Regions from separate parts of the Mus musculus genome. Here region 2 is linked to region 1. Evidence: chromatin contacts called from ENCODE Hi-C or POLR2A ChIA-PET data. All regions are on one chromosome and are shown on one strand. Each heading gives the region's core, a stretch centred on a gene start or an enhancer-like site at or near the end of the contact. The rest is flanking DNA. Distances are from core to core; before and after follow the strand shown.

The links. Hi-C counts contacts between places; a loop is a spot of excess contacts on that map. ChIA-PET counts read pairs that join two places held with the same protein, here RNA polymerase II (POLR2A).
Region 2: a map of heart shows a loop between it and region 1 (2.6-fold over the local background). The contact joins the enhancer-like site here to the promoter of Cblb in region 1. A Hi-C loop is called at or near these places in 7 of 37 maps with a recorded cell type or tissue (gastrocnemius and heart). POLR2A ChIA-PET finds 5 or more read pairs at or near these places in 2 of 5 experiments (Patski and embryonic stem cell).

Annotation. Positions count from the first base shown.
Region 1 is chr16:52,029,597-52,035,312 of GRCm38, forward strand. Cblb (Casitas B-lineage lymphoma b) reads left to right here and starts at 1,953. Exons shown (of 18, transcript NM_001033238.1): 1 at 1,953-2,089; 2 at 3,413-3,594. The coding sequence starts at 3,427.
Region 2 is chr16:52,067,744-52,073,225 of GRCm38, forward strand. The region is part of intron 3 of Cblb (Casitas B-lineage lymphoma b); the gene reads left to right. Among named protein-coding and RNA genes, the nearest start is that of Gm23513, 35 kb to the right of the region's middle. Within about 2 kb of position 4,093, at least 1 of the 3 ENCODE cell types and tissues checked has a DNase peak (open chromatin) inside an H3K27ac peak, as active enhancers do; it is heart, where a contact is called at or near this core.

The DNA.
Region 1 (5,716 bases), core at 703-3,202:
TTTGGCAGCCCCAGAGATATTTGTTATACCTGTGTCCCAGCCAGAGCAGAGGAGCAGAACATAATGAGGCTTGTCACTGTATCTCCATGATGCACTTTGCTCCGCAGGCCATTCTATTTTTTTAGTGTCATTGCCTTCAGCAAACTGCAGTTCAAAAGGAACTGTATTGTATATGTATTTTGTTCCATTTTACATTTATTCAAATATGAAGATAAGCAACACATTTAATTATACAGTATAAGGTTGGGCATAGCAAAATCTTCTACACATAGTGCCAGTTTCTTTTGGAATTGACTTTAAAGGTGCATTTTATACACATAGAGGATGTAACCACAGAGTTCTTTTTAAATACTGTCTCCACTTAGCAACCATAGCTACTGTTACAAGCAATAAGGGAGATATGGAGGGGCTATGGAGAAGCCTGCACCATCTACATATATAAAACAAGAAACTACTTTTTAATTATTAGTACAGAAATAATGAAAGAAAATATTACTTCCAGACTTGTACTTTACTGCCTGATTGCCTAAAGGGTCACATTTTGGTTGTTTCCATTACATGAAAATCATAACAATCTGAATTTAGGATTGCAGGACATTCTATGACCACTCAGGAGCCTTCACAGTAATAATTGTAGCACTAAAATACTTATTAGGGATTGGCAGAACCACTGAGACACATTTATCAGGATAGTTGGTTAGAAAATGCTTATATGTATGTATGTATGTATGTACATATGTATGCTTATGCATGTATGCACGTATGACATTTTTAAAAAGTGCAAAGTATTACACCCAGGAGCTCAAGGTGTGAGGTGTATCCATACTACCAATGACAGAGGAAATCACTCCCAGGTATGTAAACCTGGGGCAAATGGTACGAGCATGGTGAACCAAATAGAGAGAATCATGGAACTTGTCTAATGTGTGATTCTGATGACAGAAGGGCCCTGGCATTTCACTGTAAGCGTTACCAGACTGTTTTCTTTTACACGGCTATCAAGGACGGAGCCCAGAAAGAGACGAACACTGGAAGAGGATGGCAGAAACAGGGTTGTCATTAAAATGAAGATTCATCTACATAGAAGAAAAGTGACTCTGGCAAAAATCCAACAGCAGAGTTCTTTACTGGAATCCAGGGGAAAACTTGTTTGGAATATAAAGGTGTCAAACAGATTAGTAATCCCCATTGTGTGGAGTTTTTACTGTCCTGGGACGATTTACAGAGACTATTTAGCTGAGAGTTGTCAAGTATTTGCTTTCTCATCAGCCTGATGTTTGATCTGGAATCCTTCTAGAACTAATAGTAAAAGGGAAACATTTCAGAAATTTAGGAAGTTTTAGTTGGCACTCGGGTTTTACTCCTAGCCTACTCTATGTGAGGGTAACCTTCATCTTAGGAGCTATGGGACTGCTGCTCTTTATTTGACAGTCAACAAGAAACATGGTCTTGGACCTATTTGGCTGCTCTCCTGGGTAGCAGTTTGGCAGCCCTAGGGAGATGAATTTCTTAAGCCTGGGACCCGCCCAGAGCTGAAAAGCAGCACCACCCTGGCAGCCTCTACTCTGTTGCTATGAAACAAAGACTAGGAAGGTGAGTGAGGCAGGAAGTCCCGCCTTTTAGCCCCAGTTGGCTTAGACTCCCGCTCGGGGCGCTCACGCCCACCTGCGCACCCCTCATTGGTTAGCTCCCCGGCGCCTTGCTGCTACTTTTTCAGTTCCTTTCCTCGTTCCACTTTTGTTCCAGGCTAGCCTAGGTCCATTTCCCAACGAGTTCTTCTCCAAGTGGGACGCAGTGGAGTGGGCCTTCCTCTGGGGCCATTGTGTACCGTGGAGGACGTGGACTGGGGGGTAGCGCGGGAGGAGCGTCTCGTCCCGCCCATTGGCTCCGCCCGCTGTCTGGCAGAAAGCAGCCTCTCAGGATTGGTTCGAAGACTCAAGGCTCCGCCTTAGCTCCGCCCCACGCCTTGGTCTCCGGGGATGGCTCAGGGGTGGGGTGGCCAGTGAGTGGTCTCCTCCTCCGGCGGGCGCTGCGGCGGCCTCCCGAGTGTGGCGCGGGACTGCCGGGCGGGCGTGGAGCTTTTTGCACGGTAATTGCCGCGTCCCCGCGTCTCGGTGTTCCTAGATCTCGGTGGCTCCTTCCCCGGAGCGCTCTCCTAGGGCGATTCCACAGAGTCCCCACCCGAGCCACCCCAGCCAGGGCAGCGTGTGTGTGTGGAGTGGGACCCGCGATCACGCGTGGCTCGGGACGGCCGCGGTGACCCGAGTAGAGGAAGGAATGGGTCATCCCGGGGTTGGACGTCTCTTGCTGGCTCGGGGGCCCTGCAGCTGGGCGCGGGCCATCAGGGAGAGGGGACAGCCCTAGCTTCCAGCTGCTGTCGCCGCTGCGGGCCTGAGCCAAGTGGGGATTTAAACAGCAGTCCCTGGCTGGCCCGGGGCCCGGGAGGGAGCGGACTCTGGCTGATCGCCGCCGGTGGGAGGTGCGTGCTACTGGCGCTAGATCGGGCAGGCTGTGGGATTGGGAAGCCAGGACGGGGTCTAGGGCTACTTTATCTTTGCTGAGTTCCTCGTCTCTTTCCCAGACCCCTGAGTGGCGGGCTAGAGGCCCGAGCCTGGAAAGGGTACAGACGTTCTGAAACAAAGCTTTGGACCACTTGATACCGGGTAGGCAGAAGAGGGACCACCGGAGAAGTGAACTCCGCGGTGCGTGCCCGCCCTTGCCGGGTTCTCACCGCTTTTTAAGAAGGGGTTGCTTGTTGGTTTGTTTATTTGGCTCTAGGGAAAAACTACTCACCTCACTGCTTTAAAGAACTATTTGTGTGTCCGCAGCTGCTGGCTTTTGCGGGGGGGGGGGGTGTTGGGGGAATGGAGAGGGGACGCGCGCGCGCGGGGCGCGCGGGGGGGGTATCCAAGTCCTCCGCCTTTGTTGACAAGAGACGTGTCCCTTTTGCGTGTGTGGAGTACTTTGCATTTATGTAATAACTTGGCGAAATCAAACAGCGTGAAGGAGGCTACTGAAGTGAGGCTCCCAACGTGAATTTTAGGAGTTGCAGCTCTAGTATTTCGAATCTGGATTACAGCAGAAGGGGGGGGGGGGACGACATTGTGTTCTTACCTGTTAAAAGTTGTTTTGTTGATGATGTTGAGCTGTAGCTTCATAGAACACGGGCAGAGGATGCATCTTTAACTTTTAGTATTGTAAGAGCAAATCTTGTGTCATGGCTCCTAACTTGGAGGATGCCCTTACTCAGGGTTACTAAAAAGTTGAATCTGGGACCCTGGGCTTTGTCACAGAGACAGCGGAGAATATCATTAATGGGTACAAGTGAGCCTGTTCAGTTCAGGTTCCTGTTGGGGAAATACTTTCATATCCAGCTAACTTTTCCTCTCTTGAAATTCTATCTTGCAAAAAGGACTAAGATTCCAGATGGCAAATTCTATGAATGGCAGAAATCCTGGTGGTCGAGGAGGAAACCCCCGCAAAGGTCGCATTTTGGGGATTATTGATGCTATTCAGGATGCAGTCGGACCCCCAAAGCAAGCTGCAGCTGACCGCAGGACTGTGGAGAAGACTTGGAAACTCATGGACAAAGTGGTGAGTTCAGTCAGTGTGTGTACACGGCCCTCAGCACCCTGAATGCGATTTCTTCGGGTTTTATTTATATGTATGGCTAATAATCACTATTATGGTGATGAGCTTTGTATTTAGGTTGGGCCATTTTTCTTCAACTCTGTGTTTGCAAAAGTTGAATTCAGAGGAAAGACTTTTATTTTTTTATTACTCTTTCTAACTTATTATCTTGCTTTTCAAGTTCCAGAGCCCCTGGGTATTACTCCAATATGCAGTTTATACCATTGGCTACTTTTGCTGGGTGTATAGTATGGTTTGGAAGTTTGCTTAGTCTTATGTGGAGTTGCCTTGCTACTAGATAATATAAGGCTAACAAGTGAACAATAGGCTCTGCTGGAGCACACTTAGGACAAGCACATGGGTGATGTTGAAACCTTTACTGGGGAAAGAACCAGAACTCCAGGGAGGATTCAGTATTGAAGAGTTTGATTTTTATCCCTGTAAACTCATCTTTATTAAGAAAATATATACATATATACATATATATGTATACATATATATGTATGTATATATATATATATATATATATATAGTCTTTACTGTTCAGGACATCGGTACAGTTTCTTTCATCTATGATTCCATTTTGAAACAGGGAACCTTTTTGGTTGTGCGTTGTTTATTGTGAAAGGAAAATGTATGCTGGAGGCTGTGTGGGGCTGAGAGTGTCAGAAACTTCTGTGGTTTTTTTTTTTTTTTTTTTTTTTTTGTTGCTTTTAGATGAGCTCTAGTTTCACAGGAAGAAACCAAACTGGATGGCAGTTCTCAGTCCAGTTATAAGGGCAGTGTGCATACCTCCCAGGGCCCTGCTGGAAAAGCTAGCTGTCTGAGGAGGCTTGGGACACAGATGTGTTGGTGTCCTTCTCGGCACACATTCATAACTTTATGATGTTGAGAAGAAGTTGGGCTATGCTTTGCTGAGTTTGAGACATTGACAAAGATGCTCCTTTTGAATGATGAACAAAGGCGTGTTGACATCATTTGGTGTCATTTACCTTGGCTTTGGTTTGCTACCAAAGACAAAATTGGCTACAAAGAAGCCACTGAGAAGAAGTAACAATTCTGGGAGGTGACACTATGGGCTTTATTTTCATGTATTCTTATGGAGATTGTAGGTAAGATAACTAAACCATGGCCCTGCCATTGGATGGCCACTGATATCAAACGCAGCGCCAGAGCATTTTTTTTAACCAGGTAAATAGCCTTAGTATGGGGCTTCAGTGTGACCTATTTAAGCTTCTGCCAATGTTTTCACATTGTTATGTTGAAGTGCTCCAGACGGAATGACGTCATGATGTCAGAACATTGCAACTTGCTGCTTGGGCTCAGGTTTTGGATTTAGCTTTGGACACTTCGGACTGAAGAATTGTGCAGCTGGAAAAACTGCATGCATCTGGCAAGCACATGAGCTGTCTTTTGCTTTTCTACTGAGTCTTCTTCTGAAGGTCACCCTTACTGCCTGAGTCATTAATTGGTGGTAGGAGAAGAAATTCAAGGTTTGTTCCAGTTTATCTGTTGCATAAGTAGGCAACAGATGGGTGCCATTTCAAAAGGGAGTTGGTCCATCAGCATCGTTTCTTGAGATGTTTAGTATTTGTATATTTGCGATTGAGCTCTAGAGCATAAAAAAGATTTATATGGTGGCGTGGTGAGCAACAGTTACTGTCAAGTGGTCAGTGAAATAGTAAAAATGAAGTGGTATGCATAATTTTGCTGCATAACTGGTTGTTAACCAGTACATTAATCGCTTCTAATTATTTCACCATGAATTACAGTAAATGCCTGGTTATTTGACAGTTAAACACCTGGCATTGTCCATTAACCCTTCTGTGGGTTTTAACTTGGCTTCTACAGCTGAGTTTGACCCACAAGGAACTGTTTTACCCCAAGTCTCTACTTAGTGGGATGTGGGTGCCAGTGTTGGCAAAGGGACAACAATATGGCTTTCCCTAGTCATCTTCATTATTTGTCATAGATGACAATGTGCATACCTCTGTGGCTTTGTGGAGGAAACTCCCATCATTTGTCAATAGAGTTTGGTCTACTTATTTCTACTCTTCACACGCACTAAGAGTAAGGCACTGGAAAT
Region 2 (5,482 bases), core at 2,843-5,342, 40 kb after region 1:
ATGCTCTAAGAGGCTACTTCACTCATCGGACTTAATCGAGGCCAGGTGCCTGGCAATCCTCCTGAACACACACACACACACACACACACACACACACACACACACACACACGCTGATCAAATTGAGTCAGCTGCTTGGGGAGCTTGCGGGCTTACATTATAATGGATGGAAAAATGCCCTGTGCTTTGCAACCTTTTAAACTAAGTAATAACATTTACGAGAAATTGTGAATGTTATGGGAACCACTTTCCATGTGGGAGATGACTACTAAGAAAAAAAGTTTCCTAATGATGAATGAGAGTTTTTCAAAAGCACGGTTTGGTTTGTCATCTTCAGTTCAAAAGGCAACTTACATCATCACACTGGGGAAAGAGATGTAGTAGCTAAATGTCAGGGTAGGTCCCCAAATTATTTGGTTGTGTTTTGTGACATCGAGAGACAGTGCCCTTGGTAGAATCATTGTAAAGCACACTTGAAGTTCTATGTGGAAAAAGTTGAAAGAAGGACCAGAACATTCTATTGGTGCCCTTTCCAAGCTGTGTATTTGTGGTTGTGCCAAATTCTGCTACGTCTTGGATGCAGAGCTGTAAGTGCCTACAGATACCAGACATCTCATATCTTAGCTTGGCAGTGAACATATGTAGTCTGCCTGATAGTGGTCCAGCCATATTTTGTAATTTATTTCATATATGAAAGGGAAAGTAAAAGGAACGTTTCCTTTCCTGTGGATATGGGGTAACCTGAATATCAAAGCTCATCTCCTCTGAGCTTGGATTGGTTTAGGAGTCACTGCATTTGCGTGTCCACTCTTGCTTTCCTGTTCATTTTCAGACATCTTTAGTGTCGTACATCTGTGATGTGATATTAGCAGGAATATGTTTTCACTACAGATTTTCTTTTTTTCTGCTCTGTCATTGTTATTATCATTCTATGCAGTCTGCAGTTTACCTGGGAGGGACCAATGGTCAGAAACTGTTAGCACTGCTCGACTCAGCCCTCCATGCATCCATTGTGTTACCTGGAATCTCTAACTCTAGTTTGACATTCCTCAGGCACACTCCCAGTCATGGTACATCCATATTTATTTATTTATTTTGTCCATGAAACCCACTTTAGATGTCTTGAGTGTTTTTTTTTTTCTTCCCTATGCCACTCAATGCGTTGTCTCTTAGGTCTCCCAGGTTTCCCTCATCTTTTCCCTGTTTGGATCCATTAATCACAGGCCATGCCAGTCTTCCTAGAAATGTTCTAACTGTATAATTTGGGCAGTCTCCTAACTCTTGAGTCTCCGAGTGTCCCTACTTCAGAGTGGGGCATTATAGTAATCACCATAGTGAACATGGGAGGATTCGGAAGGATACTGATGCGTGAGTTGGGAGAGTTCTGAAATAAGTGACAGTTGCTCTTGTCATCAGTATGACAATTACTTGAAAAAATAGAAATAAGACTAGTGGAGAAAGTTGGTGATGAACTAACGAAAGCTTAAAAGTATGGATTTGATATTACAGAAGATGTGTGGAACCAGCAGAGGTTCCTAAGCCCTGAAGTGATATCACTTAAAAGACCTTGAAGTTGTGATTTAAATGGTTTCTATAGTGATGGGAAAGATCAATCACTAATGTAAGAAGAGCTGTATTTTGTATCGAGATGTAGTGCTGTTTCCAGGTCACTGTGTCTTATTTCGTGTTTTATCTCCCTCCTAACTGACATTCTGTTTCAAGCTTCATTATTGCATAGTTTTATTACTTCTTAATAAGTGGCTTGAAGAAATCATTTTATGTATGTAGTGACTGTTAGTGTGTTCACTTCATGGTCAAGGAGATGAAGCAAAATTAAAGTCGAGTCATTTTAACTTTCCAGAGTGTTTGTGTTTGTTGTTTACTTCATTGAAACCAGGTTGGTAAGAATTTACATTTTGTTAAGTGGATTTTAACTTTCAGGAATCTTTATGCCCTAACTCTCTCAAAGACAGGATTCAGGTTTAAGTGAAACGGAATGGAAAGACTAGGGCCTCTCTGCTGCTGCAGTGCACGATTTATATCTCGATAAAATGAAGGGTGTGAGGTCACCTCTTATGGTGACATCATCCTTTTTATATCAGTGTTTTCCTGGCTTAACACCAGGAAGTGTAAATCAAGAGCAGATCAAAATGTCCACTAATGTCAAGTCACCAAGCGCTTTGGACTTTTCACGCTCTGTCAGGAGAAAGGGGCTTGACTCTAAAATCCGAAGCAAGCTTTTAGATGGCCACAAGCTTCTAGCTTGTTCACTTGCCTCACCCCCAGGTTGTTAGCCTTTTTGTGTATATGTGCATATTTGTGGGTGTATGTGCATGGCCATATGAAGGTCAGAGGACAGCTTGTGGGAATTACTTCTCTCTCTCCACCATGCATTCTGGGCACTCAACTCCGGTCGCCAGGCTAGCTAGCCCTTACTCCAAGAGTTTTCTCTGTTTACGCATCATACTTGAGCTCCTGCATAGATATTGGAGGAGCAGGCCAGCCAAAAGGGAATTGGCATGTACCAAACTGCTCTAATTGGAGTTAGTGGTGAGGTCCAGGACGGAGGGCACTCCTGAGCACTAGGGAGGTGCTGGGTTTGGCTCTGCTGGTCTAACACTTCCATAAGGAGTGGGAACCTCTGGGTCTTGCTGTAAGGTGGAAGGTGAAGTTACCCTGTCAGTATCTAGACTGAAGGGGAAAGCTGAAGGATAGCCCTGCCTTTACTGTGCTGTCTGGGTCACTGTGTGCGAGCTGTCCATTTCTTCCACATTTCACCCAGAGTCACACAGTTGGCATCTCGATCCGATTTTAAGAACCCTTTAGGAGAAAACACATGTCACTTGGCGTCGACTCCATGCTGGGCACCAGGGAAAGTCACACACAGACACACAGACACACACACACAGACACACACAGACACACACAGACACACACACCACACCACACACACACACACACACACACAAACACACTAAGACTGAGAGATGAGGGCAGAATTCACAAAATGCCCAACACTACAGATTTCCAGAGCCAAGGATATGTTCATGGTATTTAATCCTCTTAGGACACAAATCTGTGTGACATTTGAGCAAGGTTTTAGGTACATATTTGTGAACTTGCTCGGATGGCAGACTACCATTTTCTCATGCATAAGCAAAAGAGGTACTTGGTATTTGAATTGGCATCTCTGGTATGACTCCACGGATATCATACCCTCCAAGGTCTTTCCTACAGAAAATTGCCTTTCAGAGTGAAGGTTAAGCACCCAGCCCTTCTCGCTCTTTGAATATTGATCTGAGAGCCTGTGTAGGGCTACAGGCTCCAAGGCCATTGTAAGTCTGGAGCTGTTGGGGGGGGGGGTGGTTGCGATGCTGAGGCCCAGAAGAAACACACCCCTGGGCTTCAGGCTGAGACTATTTTCATCACCAGCTTCTCAGGAGGACAGAAAGCAGATTGACAGAAGCTATGGCCACAAGTATAACATAGTAATGGCGCTGGTGAGGGGCATGGGGATTCCACAGTCAGAAGGATGCAATAGCAAGGGAGGTGGCGGGTAGGGAACACTGTAATGTAGGTCCCAAAGAGTAGAAGATTGAAGGAGCCTGGTCCTTTTTTTTTTGTATTCAGGCACGAGAATTTCTGTCCTAGAGTTCAGAGGACCCAGACACATGGGAGCTCCAGCATAAGAGGTCAGTTGCAGCTGAAAACAAAGAGGTTAGCTGTAACCCAATCAGAGAAAAGCCCACCTGTTCCATCACAGCTGCATGGCCCCATCCTACTAGCAGTAGGAAGAGTCTACAAGGCTACTGTCTAGCAGTCTCAAAATAAGTTGATTGATTTGAAAGTAAATTTAGTTAATCAGATAATGTGAAATTTCCCAAGTGTCCCTTAAACTGAGCCCCCTTTCCTCAAATTTCTCTCCTACTGTTATAGAAATAGTTTGTGTGTAGTGAACTGTGGTAGCCACAAATGGGAATTCAGAGCTACAAAGAAACAAAGGCCTGTCACTGCATCTGGCTACCTCACCAGAAGTCGCTTAAGCGGTCTGAGAGGCTTCTGTGGCCTGAGAGGTAGAGATGGCATTAGGCCAGGGGACTGACTATTTTAGTGGCCTTCCTATTCTGGGTGGCTTTTGTCAGTGACACCAGTCATAGCCAGAAACAGCTGTTTCTGTGGAGTCCAGACTGCCATCTATTTTTAGTAGAAGCTGGGAGAATGTCAGAGGTGATGTTTGAGTTTCTCCGCCCTTTTGTGATGGTCTAAGATTAGGCTGTTTAGACCTTCTGCCCTCTGTCATTTCACTTATTGAATTCAAGCACAGCCTTTTAATTTCAGCACACGTAAGCTCTGGGGCCATTGAACCGGTTCTATAAACAAGGACTTTTCTGAGCCACAGATAGGAATACAAGAAGTACACAGATAGCGTGTCAGCCAGCAGTTGGTTTGAGAGGAGCAAGACTTGGGAGGCGTCTCTGCACTCCCCTGAAGGAGCAGGTCTGCTGCTTTGATTTAAGAAGCCCGGATGTTACAGAGAACAGCAAATGCTGAGAGCTTGGTGAAAGCAGCTGTTCAGTTCTCTAGACATTGCTACTCTGTAAGCTTTCACTATGTTGTATGTTGATTAAACAACAGGTATATCTCAGCGAAAATGCAAGATAGACAAGCAAAACACAATAGAATATTTGGGAACAAAGGATAACTGTTGACTAGGAAGACATTTTCATTGGAGGCCATATTTTCCCATTGTATCAAAAGGGTCCTTGTTTTACCTGGACTCTATTCTAAGTAAGTTTGTTTCCTTTGGCCCTGAGTGTGCTTCAGTGGGTATCAGCCTCCCAGCTTGTAACTGATTGTGAACATTGTTTTCCTTTCCGTTTTCTAATTCCAAGGGAAGATAACCAAGTTACACTCCTTCCAAATAGCTCTGCTTGGGTACAGGATCTTGACCAGCTAGATTGGGCAAGATTTAGTCAAGGCTGTTAGGATGCTGCCTGTCCTGAGAAGGGAATCGTCGTCATAGAACAGTTACGCCTGCTGAGGCACACCCTTCCTTGCATGCATCTTTCCTTGAGCACCTTTCCAGTGGCTACCCATTTAGAGATACTTAAACACCCTGTGTACATCTTGTGTACAAAGACTATATGTTTGTAGACTAATACAAAAAGTAGAAAACATAATTATAGAAGAAGTATATACTAGAGTTTATATGTGTGAAAAATGGAAATTGAGCAAATGATGGCTTCATATAATGAGGCTTCCTTTTGTTATTATAATGGGCTTTATGTGTTGTTCTGGGACTATCATGAGGTTGTTAAGCAAAACATAAATAAAGCAAAATCCGGGAGAGTGTATTTGCTGGAGTAATGCTGAGATGCCCACATGTAAGTCTGCTCATGTTTGAACTCCAAAAAGGAGGAGGAAGGCACAGTTAGGATCTTGGAAGTGCGCTAATCTTGTTCTTAAATTGGCTCCCTCTTCTT